3 separate regions of the Homo sapiens genome follow, and all the other regions are linked to region 1. The links are chromatin contacts, found by Hi-C or POLR2A ChIA-PET in ENCODE. All regions are on one chromosome and are shown on one strand. The core of a region is the stretch at or near the end of the contact, and the rest is flanking DNA. Distances in the headings are between cores, read along the strand shown.

The links. Hi-C counts contacts between places; a loop is a spot of excess contacts on that map. ChIA-PET counts read pairs that join two places held with the same protein, here RNA polymerase II (POLR2A). Pooled maps may share reads with other maps.
Region 2: a map of CD4-positive, alpha-beta T cell shows a loop between it and region 1 (2.2-fold over the local background). The contact joins the promoter of DUSP8 here to the promoter of CTSD in region 1. A Hi-C loop is called at or near these places in 4 of 168 maps with a recorded cell type or tissue (CD4-positive, alpha-beta T cell, ascending aorta, dorsolateral prefrontal cortex and 1 more), 1 of 37 single-sample maps with no recorded cell type and 13 of 50 pooled maps. POLR2A ChIA-PET finds 5 or more read pairs at or near these places in 3 of 52 experiments (HepG2, T-cell and common myeloid progenitor, CD34-positive).
Region 3: a pooled map shows a loop between it and region 1 (15-fold over the local background). The contact joins the promoter of LINC01150 here to the promoter of CTSD in region 1. A Hi-C loop is called at or near these places in 4 of 50 pooled maps. POLR2A ChIA-PET finds 5 or more read pairs at or near these places in 3 of 52 experiments (CD4-positive, alpha-beta T cell, CD4-positive, alpha-beta memory T cell and MCF 10A).

The regions. Positions count from the first base shown.
Region 1 is chr11:1,762,677-1,766,985 of GRCh38, reverse strand. It overlaps CTSD (cathepsin D), which reads left to right and starts at 3,059. Exons shown (of 9, transcript NM_001909.5): 1 at 3,059-3,194. The coding sequence starts at 3,127. RefSeq lists silencers at 2,680-3,149, 3,400-3,489.
Region 2 is chr11:1,569,961-1,574,269 of GRCh38, reverse strand. DUSP8 (dual specificity phosphatase 8) reads left to right here and starts at 1,999. Exons shown (of 7, transcript NM_004420.3): 1 at 1,999-2,369. It overlaps KRTAP5-AS1 (KRTAP5-1/KRTAP5-2 antisense RNA 1), which reads right to left and starts at 1,529. Exons shown (of 2, transcript NR_021489.2): 1 at 1,202-1,529. RefSeq lists enhancers at 1,304-1,849, 2,398-2,945.
Region 3 is chr11:1,894,746-1,899,054 of GRCh38, reverse strand. It overlaps LINC01150 (long intergenic non-protein coding RNA 1150), which reads right to left and starts at 2,296. Exons shown (of 4, transcript NR_120534.1): 1 at 1,910-2,296. It also overlaps a transcript of PRR33 not described here. RefSeq lists an enhancer at 1,036-2,235.

The DNA of each region.
Region 1 (4,309 bases), core at 1,810-4,309:
TCCCCCAGGGTCGGCTGACATCTCCAAGATCCCAGCCCACTGGAAAGCACGTGATAACCCCAGGTGCCAGGTCCAGGCTGGCCGTGGGCCCCCAACAGCTGGGCGGATTCTGAGGGCAAGGTGTGGACCCCCAGCAGCTGGGCAGATTCTGAGGGCAAGGGTGTCTGTCTGCTCGGGCTTCTGTGTTCAGGCTTAGAACCCCCTCAGATGAAGGGCTCTAAATGGGCGGGAAGGTGGGGCTGAGGGGGCAGCCACTCATTTGTGGCCATCAGGCAGATCCAGCTTCGGGGAGGTTCCGCAAGGGCCAAGGTCCTGATATATTTGGTTACAGAAAAGGTGGGAATTCCAATCCCGCCCGCCGAGAACCACAGAACCTCACTGCCTCTGTAAAGCGGGGTTGGGCCCATCTACCTCGCAGGGAGCTGGGAGGAGAAAACGCACCCTGGGTGAGAGCATGGGGAAGCATCCTTCATTTGGGTCCAAGCTCAGATGCCACCTTCTTGGAGGGACCTTCCTGCGGAGGTCGCTGTTGAGCACATCCCCTGGCTCCATTTCCTGTGTGACTTGGACCTGCCTTAAATGATTTGTCCCAATATCCCTTTCCTACTTACAGCGACCGCACCTCCCGCCTGGCTGTGTGCTCCAGAGCATCTGGGGAATGACCGGGCCCTCCCCTCCAACAGGCCTAATTCAGTCCCCCATGCCAGGCAGGACCAGGGCACACGAGAATGGTGAAGTCCTGGGGCAACTGTCACCATGGCCTCTGCAGGCTCAGTGTCGGGAGACCCAGTTTCTGACCTGGATACACTGCTCACCTTTGAGGTCGGGGCCTAGAGGGACGGTGCCACGTTGGAGACAGGCCTCCAGGGACAGTGCCACGTTGAAGACGGGGTTCCAGGGACGGTGCCACGTTAGAGATGGGGTTCCAGGGACAGTGCCACGTTGAAGACGGGGTTCCAGGGACGGTGCCACGTTGGAGATGGGGTTCCAGGGATGGTGCCACATTGGAGATGGGCAAGTCTGGGCTAAGGGAGGAGGGCCCAGGGTGGCCAGGGCAGGGCCCAGTGAGGTGCTGCTCTGAGGAGGTGGAGAGTGGGCGCTTGGGCAGGGGACACTTGGAGAGTAAGGATGAGGTCCATCTGGGTACCCTGGGTATAGGGAGTGTTGTTGAAAAAAAGCCAAACACTATAAAATATTTGAAGATATTTATTCTGAGCAAATGTGAGGACTATGACCTGTGAAACCACCTCAGCAGGTCCTGAGAATATGTGAGCAAGGTGGCTGGGTAACAGCTTGGCTTTATACTTTTTTTTAAAATTTTCAGGTCTTTTCTGTAGAGACAGGGTCTCACCATGTTGCCCAGGCTGATCTCAAGCTCTTCAGCTCAAGCAATGCTCCCACCTTGGCCTCCGAGTATGCTGGGATTATAGGCAACAGTCACCATGCCCGGCCTGGTTTTACGGATTTTACAGAGACAGATGTTACAGGCCAAAACCATAAATCAACATATGTAAGATATACATTGGTTCAGCCTAGAAACAGGGTTGGCAGGGGCAGCTTCCAGGTCATAGGGGATTCAAAGATTTCCTGATTGGCAAGTGGTTGAAAGAGTTATGTTTTGCCTAAAGAGTTAAAGTGGGATTACTCACGCCTGTAATCCCAGCACTTTGGAAGGCTGAGGCAGGCAGATCACCTGAGGTCAGGAGTTCGAGACCAGCCTGGCCAACATGGTGAAACACCATCTCTACTAAAAATACAAAACATATATACACATATACATGTATATATATATACACATATACATGTATATATATACACATATACATGTATATATATACACATATACATGTATATATATACACATATACATGTATATATATACACATATACATGTATATATATACACATATATACACATATACATGTATATATACACATATATACACATATACATATATGTATATACATATATAGTGTATATATATACGTATATATATGTGTATATATACACTATATATGTGTGTGTGTGTATATATATATATACATACGTGTGTGTATATATACATATTAGCCAGGCGTGGTAGCACGCGCCTGTAATCCCAGCTACTTAGGAGGCTGAGGCAGGAGAATCGCTTGAACCCAGGAGGTAGAGGTTGCAGTGAGCCGAGATCATGCCACTGCACTCCAGCCTGGGCCACAGAGCGAGATTCTGTCTCAAAAAAAAAAAAAAAAAAAAAAGAGTTGACGTGAGTGGACAAAAGGTGCCCGACCTCCTAAGGGAAGGAGCTTCTCTAGAAAACGCGAATTTCGCCCCCTCAAGAGACAGCTGTGCAGTGCCATATCAAAACATGTGAAAGGAATGTATTTTAGGGTGGAATACTTTGCCTGCCTTCGGGCCTGCTGTCTGCCACGTGAGGCTGTGCCAGTGTGAGGCTGGAATTTGGGATCTGGAGGCTAGAGCCATCGGTGAGGCCTGAGTCTCTAAGCACAGCGCCCAGAGGGAGAGGGCGGAGCGGGTCCGACCCCCTTTGCGGCAGGGCCTGAGCTGGTTTTCCAGGTTTCTCTGGAAGCCCTGTAGAGGAGCGGAGGGTCCATTCGGTGGGCTGGGGACTTTGAATTTAACCTTGGTTTGCAAGAGGCTTCCAGAGAGGATGTCTGGGAGCGTCTCGGAGGGGGACGAGGGGGCGCCGGGAGGAGCAGGTGCAGGAGCCCACGGCGCAGCGCCCCGCGCAGGCCTGGACGCGGGGACGGCCGCGGCGGCCGGGACAGGGGTCACCCCGCGGGGCCCTCCAGGGTGGGCCGCCCCACGACCCCAGGCCAGGCCGAAACGGGAATCCTCCAGACCCCAGAAGCTGGGCCGGGCTGACCCCGCGGGCGCGAGCGGCGGGAACTGTAGGCGCGGCAGGCGCACCACCACCCCGCCCCCCGCCCGGGCGCTGTGCGCGTGCGCCGAGGTTGCCCCGCCCAGGCCAGGCCCCGCTCCGCCCCGCCCCGCGCACGCCGGCCGCGCCCACGTGACCGGTCCGGGTGCAAACACGCGGGTCAGCTGATCCGGCCCAACTGCGGCGTCATCCCGGCTATAAGCGCACGGCCTCGGCGACCCTCTCCGACCCGGCCGCCGCCGCCATGCAGCCCTCCAGCCTTCTGCCGCTCGCCCTCTGCCTGCTGGCTGCACCCGCCTCCGCGCTCGTCAGGTGAAGCCTCAGGGGCCGGGGCTCAGGGACGGGCAGGGGTCGCGGCGCCGAGGTCCCGGGGCCTGTGGTGACTTTCGCGCTCCCCTGTGGCCCCCACGAGCCCCTTGCGCCCCCCGCGCTGGAATGCACCTGTGCCGCCCTGCGCGGCCTCCTGCACGGACCACCCGCCTACGGGGCGCCGGGCTCCGGAGGTGCAGGGGACCCGGGGCAGAGGCGCCAGATGCCTCTCCCCCATATGCCACCCTGGGTTGTACCTTGAGGACTGCAGACTGACCGCAGCCTCCCTGGAGACGGGGCGGGGCGGGGGGAGGTAGTGCTCATTCGGGGCAGGTGGAATTGGGGTCTGTACTGAGCGCCCTTGTTGCTGGAGACCTAGGTCAGGCCTCAGAGCCCCCGAGTCTGGGCGAGTCCATTTCCTTAGGGACCCCTTTACCACCTGTGAACTGGGGGCTTTAAAAGTTTGCTCCAGCGGCTCTTATCACAGGCCCTGGGCTGGGAGACCCCTCGAGACCCTAGGAGTTCCCATGTCCCTGAGAGAGGAGGAGGCATGGGGAGTGGGTCGGCTCACCCACCCCGGGCCTGGGGTTGTGCTGTAGTGAGGCCCACACGCTCCTCAGGCCGATCCCCTGTGCCAGGTGAGGCCACCGATTGGGCCTGGATGGGATGGGGCCCGGCCATGCCTGACCAGCTGGGCAGAGGAGGGCCATGCTGCAGTCTGCTTTCTTGACCCCCTCCCCAGCCCTTGCAAGGCAGCCCGCATTCCCAGGAGGGGTATGCTGACCCATCCCATTGGGCACCTGCCCCACCCTTGCTCTGGGCCTTTGTGGGAGACCTGGGATCTGCGATGGGTCCACTGCCTTTTGGCAGGTGGGTGAGGTCAGAAGGCTGCAGGGGCTGGAGCTGGCTGGGCCAGCTGGGTAGGACTGAGCCTCACCAAAGGCTGTGGGGAATGGCCCGGGGGCGGGTAGCCCCAATTAAAGTCGTTGTGGGGGAGTAGCCACAAGCCTGAGCCTGCCTTGACCTTGCCAGCCTATCCACAGGCCTCCCCTCTCCAAGGAGGACAGACACAGCAGAGGGGAAACGATCCTGGGGCTTCTTGGAGGGAAGGGTAGCTG
Region 2 (4,309 bases), core at 750-3,249, 190 kb after region 1:
TGGGAGCCTCCAGGAGGGACTAAAGGTCGCTGCCTGCCACCTGCTCCAGCCTGGCCAGTAGCTGCCCAGGGTATAACCAGAGCTCTTAGGGGACAATGGGCACTCCCAGGCCACAGGCAGATGCTGGCCACATCCCAGCTGGGCAGAAGACACGCCCATCGGGCTCACCTAGGCCTGGCAGGGGGAACAAGCCAGGTGAGGCTTCCCCCCAGGCGACAGCCCCTCTATCTAACGGCTAACAGCTCCCATGCCTGCGGGTCCCAGGTCCTTTCAGGCCTGTGACTGCCTCCTCAAGGACCTCCTTCGCCCCCTCCGGGTCTCAGCCTGAATCCTCCTGCCCCCTCCCAGGGCCAAGCCTCCCCCACTTTTCAAACCCAGCAAGGCTGCAGCAGGCAGCCCTACTCACCTGGCCCCGCATCCGGGTCCGGCACCTCCAGTCTCAGGGTCCCCCTCCAGCCAGGGCCTCCCTTCTCGCAGGGCCCTCCCGCTTTGGGGCGCAGCCCCAACCCCAATAACCCCTGGGCTCCCTTCCGGGACAGACCCACTCCCGCCAAGGCGTTTGTTTGTGCTGTGTGCCAGCTCTGCGCCAGGACGCACTCCACCGCCACCCCCACCCCATACGGGCCACTGCCGCTCCCCTCAGGCTGGCCAGGGAAGGGAGCTGCAAGCGCTTATTAATCGCCAACGGTGTACTCAGCTCTGAGGCTGGCAGGAAGACTGAGTATGGAAAGGGGGAGCCCCAAACCCCGCTCAGCATCCCCTGCTGCCCACAGTACTCCCCACCCCCAGCCATCACCATTGGCACCCTGAGCTCCGTGGTCCTGGTGCCCACTGAGGGTTCTGCGGTCGTTGCGCCAGCTTCATTTTCTGTGGCCCTTCATTCAACCAGCGGCCGAAGCCCCCTTCAGAGCCCCAGGGTGACCCTGGGGGGCCCAGGCTGGCTGGGGGCTCGGGGGCAGAAGGCGGATCCCCCCACGCTCCCTCTCCACCCGGCAGCGGGGAGGGGGCCTTTTAGAAATGTCTAGGGTGTCTCGTGACAACCCCCCCCCGCCAAAAAATCATTACTTTCAAAGGCTCCCAGGCTCCTGGGCAGGGGTCTTTGTCCCCTTCCTCCAGGACAGCGAGGCCTCCCCCGCCCTCCCCCTGCAGCGCGAGTCTGACCCCCTTGCTCCCGCCCAACACCTGCCGAAGGTGCAATTACCCGTGCGTTCTTCCTGCCCCGGACTCGCCGCGTCCCCGCCGCACGCGCGGAGGTGTTCCCACAGCGGTCGGCGGGGTGCGGCCCCTCAACAGCCCGCACAGGGGTCGTCGGGGCGGCTTTCCACGGAAGCGGGAGGGCTGGGGGTCGTGGGGGGTCGGCGGCGTCCTGGGGAGCCCGCCCCCGGAGTTCGCGGATGTGTGACCCGAGGCAGCCGGCTCGCCTCTGAGGGTCCCAGGTCCGCCCGAGTGCAGGGGGATCCGGCTCCGTCCTGCGGGGGTCGCGGCGGGGCGAGCACAGCCGCTGCAGGTAAAACGCCGCGCCTGGGTCTGGGGAGGGCTCCCCGGCGGCGGCCCAGCGCCAACAAAGGCCAGGAGAAGGGGGGAGCGGCGCCGGCGCCTGTCCGGGTCGGGGGGAGGACTTCGCGCCCGGAGCCGCTCAGCTGGACCGTCCGGGGTCTGTGCGACGCGGCCGGGGGCCCGGGTGACGGGGGGCCTGGGTGACGCGGGGCCCGGGGCCGGGAGGGCTTCCTGGAGGCGGGGTCCCGGACGCCGCGTGGTCCCTTTAAGAGCCGGTCCCGGGGTGAGGGCGGAAGGCGGCGGCGGCGCGACCCACCCGCACCCTGCACCCCGCCCCCCCCCCGCGGCAGCCGCCTCAGCTTCACCCCGAGCCCGGGCTCCGCTGACGTCACCTGCCCCCGAGCCGCGCGCGCTGATTGGCTGCAGGTGACGTCAGGGGCTTTTTTCGCTCGGCATGACCTCATCCCCGCCGGCGGCCCCGCCCTCCGCCCCGGGCCTGTCACTCGCGGCCGAGCGCGGCGGCCGAGCCGGCTCCCCCCACGACGCCCCGCCGGACGCCGGACGCCCGAGCCCGAGCCCGAGCCCGAGCCCGAGCCGCGCCGGAACCTCCCGGCCGCGCCCGCCGAGCCGCGGGGCTGGGATGCGCGCCGCGAGCGCGCGTGCCCGCCCGCAGTGCGCGCGCCCCGGCCCGAGCGAGCGCTCCCCGCGGCGTTGGCGGCGGCGACGGCGGCGACGGCGACGCGGCCCGCGCGCTCCCCCGGCCCCTGCCCCGGCTGCGCGGGCCCCCGCCGGGCCCATGGACGGCGCGGCCGAGCGGGCGCCCTGAGCGCGGCGCGGGTCCCCGGAGCGCCCCCGAGGCGAGCGCGAGCGAGGTGAGCGGAGGCGCCGGCGGGGCGGGGGCGGGCGCCGGGGATGGGGTTCACCGGCCCGGGCCGGGGGGCGGAGGGCGCCGCGTCGGGGGCGCTGGGGCAGCGGCACCCGGTGGGCGCCCGGGAGGAGGAGGCGGCCCCGGAATGAGCGGCCACGGCCGTCCAGGACGCCAGGGACAGGGAGGCCCCTTCCCCGCCCCCCGCAACGCCCGGCGGACCCGGGCCCAGCCCACGCCCGCCCGCCGCGTTGCCGCCCTTCTCCCCGCAGCTCCTTCTTTGGGTGTGGAATGGGGGGGGGACAAAAATCCAGGACCCACCAGGGCCGCCTGAGATCCAGCGCGGATCTGCGCGAGCCCCCGACGTCCCGAACGTCACCCCCGCGGGGGCCAGAACCGGAGCAGGCGGACCCTGGCCCGGAGTCGGTCCGGGAGGTGTGGAGCCTCGGCCGTGGGAGGGACGCGACGGCCTCTGGCCTGGGACACCCGGGAAGGGGCCTTCCCCTGTCGGGGGGGAGGGCTGCAGATCCATCCCCCCAGTGTCCAGGCCGCACTGCCTCCCCATCCCGGGGTGCCCAGCCGGCCCCTGAGGGATAAAGCCCCCGCGCCCTTCCGCCTGCTGCAGAGGCAGCCGCGGCGCTGGGGGAGGGGCTGGCACAGCCAGGCTGCTGCAGCCACCTCGCTAGGCCCAGCTGCCCAGCCTGGGATGCGGAGCAGACCAGGTGGGGATACCTAATAGTCTGGCCTGGAGGGGAGGGGGCAACAATAGGCCCAGCCCCAACAGGGTCACCCCTTCTGGGAGAATCTGCCTCCGTCTCCCTGCTGCGGGGTGTACCGGCCTCTGCTGAGGGGAATAGGGGCTCTGGTGCTGCAGTGATGGGGGGCGGGGACACTGTGGGATGGAGGAGGGGGTGGCAGGATGTAGCGTGGCTCCGCAGTGCTCTTGCTGTGCAGCTTGGGGTGGGGGTGGGGTGCTGCAGGCCAGGGAAGCTCCTTTTGTGCCCCAGCGGGGGGTCTGAGGGGAGATCCAAACCCCGGCACTCTCCCTTGCCTCCCTTCTGGCACAGCCCACCCAGAGACACTGTTGCACCTAGGGCGGTCCAGGGGTGAATGTAGCACCCCAGGCCCCAGCCCTCCACCAGGAGGACAGTCCCATGCATTCACTGCTAATAAGCACTGGATGCGGATGGCAGATCATGTGACCCCAGCTGGAAGTTCATCCTGAAGTCTCGCTGAAATACCTCCTGCTGCAGCCAGCCGGGGGCTGCACGAGTGTGGCTGGGCAGGTTCTATTCCCCTGGTATCCTCTGTCCTCGGGGAGGCTTCTGGGAATAAAGTCCCATTAACAGAGGTGCAGAAAGACGCTTAGAGTCAGTCTCTGCTCCAGGACCCTTCTCTTCTCAGGCTGGGGCTGAAGTCAGGGCCTAGAGGCTGCCACTGGACAGGTGCCTCGAAGGGGCATCAGCTAGGGCCTGGGGAGACCTAGGTGTCACTTCTTGCAGAAGGCAGGGAAAGGGGCAGACCCACAGTGAGAGAGAGGTGGTTGGACTCTGGCCATGAGAACTGCACCCGCTGAGGCCCCCTCTGCCGGAGTTGCTCAGGGCAGTGAACCTTGGAAGCGCCACACTGGTCCTGATGTTTAGCATGTGGCACAGTGACCAGGAGGAGGGACACAGGTCTGGTGGGAAGGGAGGGAACCTGGATATGTCCGGCTCTGAGACTCGACTGTCACGGCCCCTTGTGCCAAGTCCTCCCATCCCCTGCCCTGCCCGGACCCCGTTCCTGGGATCGGAGGGAGCCCCCCGCCCCACCCCACTTTCTCCCAGGTCCACAGCTTCCCCAGGCCAGCGGAGCAGAGTGTAGGCCAGCTTGGGTCCTACAGCACTAGCCAAGGGAGCTGAGGGGAGGCAGGGATGAGGGCATCTGGGGGAGCCCAGTGAGGGAAGA
Region 3 (4,309 bases), core at 1,047-3,546, 130 kb before region 1:
TGCCTTGACAGTTGGAAGACGAAGGGCCAATGTAGGTGAAAAAAAAAATTAGCTCACTCCAAGTCTCACTCTGTTGCCCAAGCTGGAATGCAGTGGTGTGATCTCAGCTCACAGCAACCTTTGCCTCCCAGGTTCAAGCGATTCTCCTGCCTCAGCCTCCCAAGTAGCTGGGATTACAGGCACCTACCACCAAGCCCAGCTAATTTTTGTATTTTTAGTAGAGACAGGGTTTCACCATGTTGACCAGGCTGGTCTCGAACTCCTGACCTCAAGTGCCCACCTCGGCCTCCCAAAGTGTTGGGATTACAGGCGTGAGCCCCTGTGCCCGGTCTGGGTGAAAAATGTTGAGGGTGCCTTTGTTGCTTCCCAATCAATCACAAACAACATCGCTCCACTCCTCTACATCACAGCTTAAAGAGAACTCTGGCAGGAGCTTCACTCTTCTAGATGGGCACTGTTTGTGAGGCCTCTTTTTCCATGGTTTGGAGTAAATGAGGCAAAGATTTAAAATGTATCCCTCTGCTGGGCGTGGTGGCTCACGCCTGTAATCCCAGCACTTTGGGAGGCCGAGGTGGGTGGATCACAACGTCAAGAGATCAAGACCATCCTGGCCAACACGGCAAAACCCTATCTCTACTAAAAATATTAAAAATAAGCTGGGTATGATGGCGGGCGCCTGTAATCTCAACTAATCGTGAGGCTGAGGCAGGAGAATCGCTTGAACCCAGGAGGTGGAGGTTGCAGTGAGCCGAGACATGGCTGGCGCCGCTGCACTCCAGCCGACGGAGCGAGACTCGGTCTCAAAAAAAAAAAAAAAGTATCCCTCGTAATTGGCTCTGGAACAGATTCTACTCCAAAGGCTATGGTTACACAACAGTCTTTAAATTCTCTTGCTAAAGGTGTGTGGGATGATAGACTTGCTCTGGATCCCTTACTAGCTAAACAGAGGAGCGTCTGTGCCGTTGCCGATGCTTCTTGTGGCACATGGAGGAATGTATCAGGTATTAGAAAGGTTCGGTTGTAGGGGATTAACAAACAGGCTGCTTGTTTGAAATGAGTAGACTCTTTATCCAGCTAACTCTCTGATCTATTTGATTTTCGTTGGTTTGCTTCATGGGACCCCACCTAAGGAGCATGCTTCACATTCTTGGTATTAAATATGATCTTCCTGATGGTCATAATACTCGTCTCCCTGGCGCTCTGCATTCTCTCCGGAGTTTTAAATGTTTGCATGCAGCCATCTGTAGGATGCTAAATGGTGTCTCTTTGACTGGAGCAACAAGAACTCAAAGAAACACAAGGCCATGAGGATGTCGTAACCTAGGTACGAATGACATTCTGTGACCGGAAGCTGGAAGTGGCGGTGACTGAGGGTGGTGCCAAGGCCCTAAGGCTTGGCTACACTTTCCACTAAATGAGAACCTGACCAAAGGCAGGGAATTTTTAAACAAAATTATAAGAGGCCATTGTTTTGGACTGAGCTCCCGCAAGAGGCCCCAACGGACCAGACCAAACCCAGATGGAGTCACGCAAGCTAAACGCAACACCATCAAACCGAAGCTTTACGGAAGCAGATAGGTCCTAAGGCAGACCAGGGTTTGTTTTTCTGAGCACATGAAATTCCAGCACAAGGAGGTTCCTCTCTATCCCTTACAAAAATATATAACCCGAGGTCCTCGTTCCCACTTACGAAACCCATTGTTCTGCTATTTCCCAGTGGGGCTTGGGACCAAACAAGTACATTTACAATGGCGACAGGGACACCAATGTCTAAAGGGGGAAATCGTTAAATTAAGCTTGGCGTAAAGCTGCCTCCTGACATAGTTTATGTTCCGCCTTCTCCATCCACTGTGAACTGAAACCTCACTGGAGACGTAAACAGACTGAAGCCTTCCCTTGTGCCACTCACCAGGTTTCCGCTCATCAAGGGTGCCGGCCATTCCAACCGTGTTCAGATAAGGCAAGCATGGAGCTGCAGCCCCTCTGGCGGTTTCTGTGCTTTGCTTCCGTTTTCTGTGCCTCCTTTCCCTTTTCTGTCCACCAATCTTCAGCCACACGGCAGCACCAGAGCCTCTCTGAACCTATTTTGGTTTGGGGGCTGCCCCATTAGCGAGTGGTTCTTTGCTTAATTAAACTCTGTTAAATTTAATTTGTCTAAGGTTTTTCTTTTAACAGTACAGAAAAAGCATTTGAAAAATCCAACGTCGGTTCCTGATTTGTTTAAAAAACATCACTCAGTAAATTAGGAATAGAGGGAACTTCCCTAACCTAATACAGGATATCTATGAAAACCCCACAACCGATGGCGGAAGACTGAACAGTTTCTCACTAAGAACAGAAAGGAGGCTGGGATGTCCGCCCTCATCACCTCCGTCCAACATTGACCTGGAGGTTCCTGCTCGTGCAATTAGGCCCCCAAAAGAAATAAAAGCCATACAGACGAGAAAGGAAAAAGAAAACAATCTTATCTACAGATAACGTGACCATCTAACCCGATGGAATCAACAACAAAAGAAAAACCTGCAAGAACTACTCAGTGAGATTAACAAGGTTGTGGAATAACAAGACTGATATACAAAGTCCATTGTGTTTCTATAAAATGGTAATCAACTATCAGATATTGACATTAAAAATACCACTTCCTAACTGTATAAAAATAGACAATACTTAGAGGTCAATCTGACAAAAGATGTGAAAGACCTCCAAATTGAAAGAGTAAAAAATCCTTGGAAGAAGTGGAAGAAGACCTGAATAAATAGGGACATCCAAGGTTCGTGGATTAGTAAGTTCAATACTGTTAAGATGTCAACTCTCCCTGCATTTATAGAAATTCACAGGTCCATTCTAAAACACATATGGAAAAGCAGAGGAGGAGAAGAGCTAAAACAATCCGGAAAAAGAACACAATTGAAGAGCTAACATTCTAAGAATTCATATAAGACCAGTGTAAGCAAAACTTGAGTGATACTGGTGTAAAAATATTCAAGTAGATCCAAAAGAAAACGGTCCAGAAATCAGCTTACACACACAGACTGATGACTTTTTTTCAGGCAGGGTCTCACTCTGTTGCCCAGGCTGGAGTGCAGTGGTGCAATCTCTGCTCGCTGCAGCCTCAAATTCCCAGGCTCTAGGGATCCTCCCACCTCAGCCGCCCAAGTAGCTGGGACCGCAGGCACCCACCACCATGCACAGTTCAGACTTTTGACAAAGGTGCAAAGGCGACTCGGTGCACAACTGTAGCTTCTTCAAGAAACCATGCTGCAGCAATTTCATATTCTGGAACAACTGGATCTCCATATGCAAAAAGAAAAAGAAGAATAATTTGCATTCGTACCTCACACTATACACAAACATTAACTCAAAAAGGATCGTGGGTCTAAATGTAAAGCTGGAGCCATAAAAACACAGGAGAAAATCTTTATGGCTCTGGATAAGGCAAAGATTTCTCAGACATGATACCAAAAGCACAATTCCTAAAAGAACAAATTGACAAACTGAAATTCATCAAAAATGTTTAAAATTTGCTCTTCAGATGGTTAACGGTGAGAGGACAAGGCCACCAACCAGGAGAAAAATCTTTGCAAATCTATTTCATCAAGGATTGATTCAGAATATATACAAAGAACTCTCACGGTGGCTCACGCCTGTAATCCCAGCACTTTGGGAGGCTAAGGCAGGCGGATCACTTGAGGTCAGGAATTCGAGACCAGCCTGAACAACATGGTGAAACCCCACCTCTACTAAAAATACAAAAATTAGCCCGGCGTGGTGGCAAATGCCTGTAGTTCCAGCTACCTGGGAGGCTGAGGCAGGAGAATCGCTTGAACCCAGGAGACGGAGGTTGCAGTGGGCCAAGATGGCGCCACTGCACTCCAGCCTGGGCAACAAGAGCAAAACTCCATCTCAAAAAAAAAAAGAAAGAAAGAACTCTCAAACTCAACAATAGGAAAACAAATAACCCAATTTTACAGCAACGGGCAAAAGATCTGAACAGATGCTTCCCCCAGCAAGATGTATCAGTGGTGAAGTAGCACGTGCAAAGCTGCACGGCACCCCTGGTGCCGGGAGACACGCAAGCCAAAATCACAGACCGCACCCTCCACGTCTAGGAAGGGCCAAAGTCAGCGAGATGAACCATTCCAACTGCAACAAGAAATGAGAGCTAGGCCGTTTCTGAACAAGTTTCACACACACCTCCCACGGCATCTAGTCGTTTTATTTCTAGGCCTCTCCCCAAGAGTAAAGGAAATGTATGTCCTTCTGAAAACCTGTGTGTGAATGTAAATGGCCACATTACTTTCCATCATTC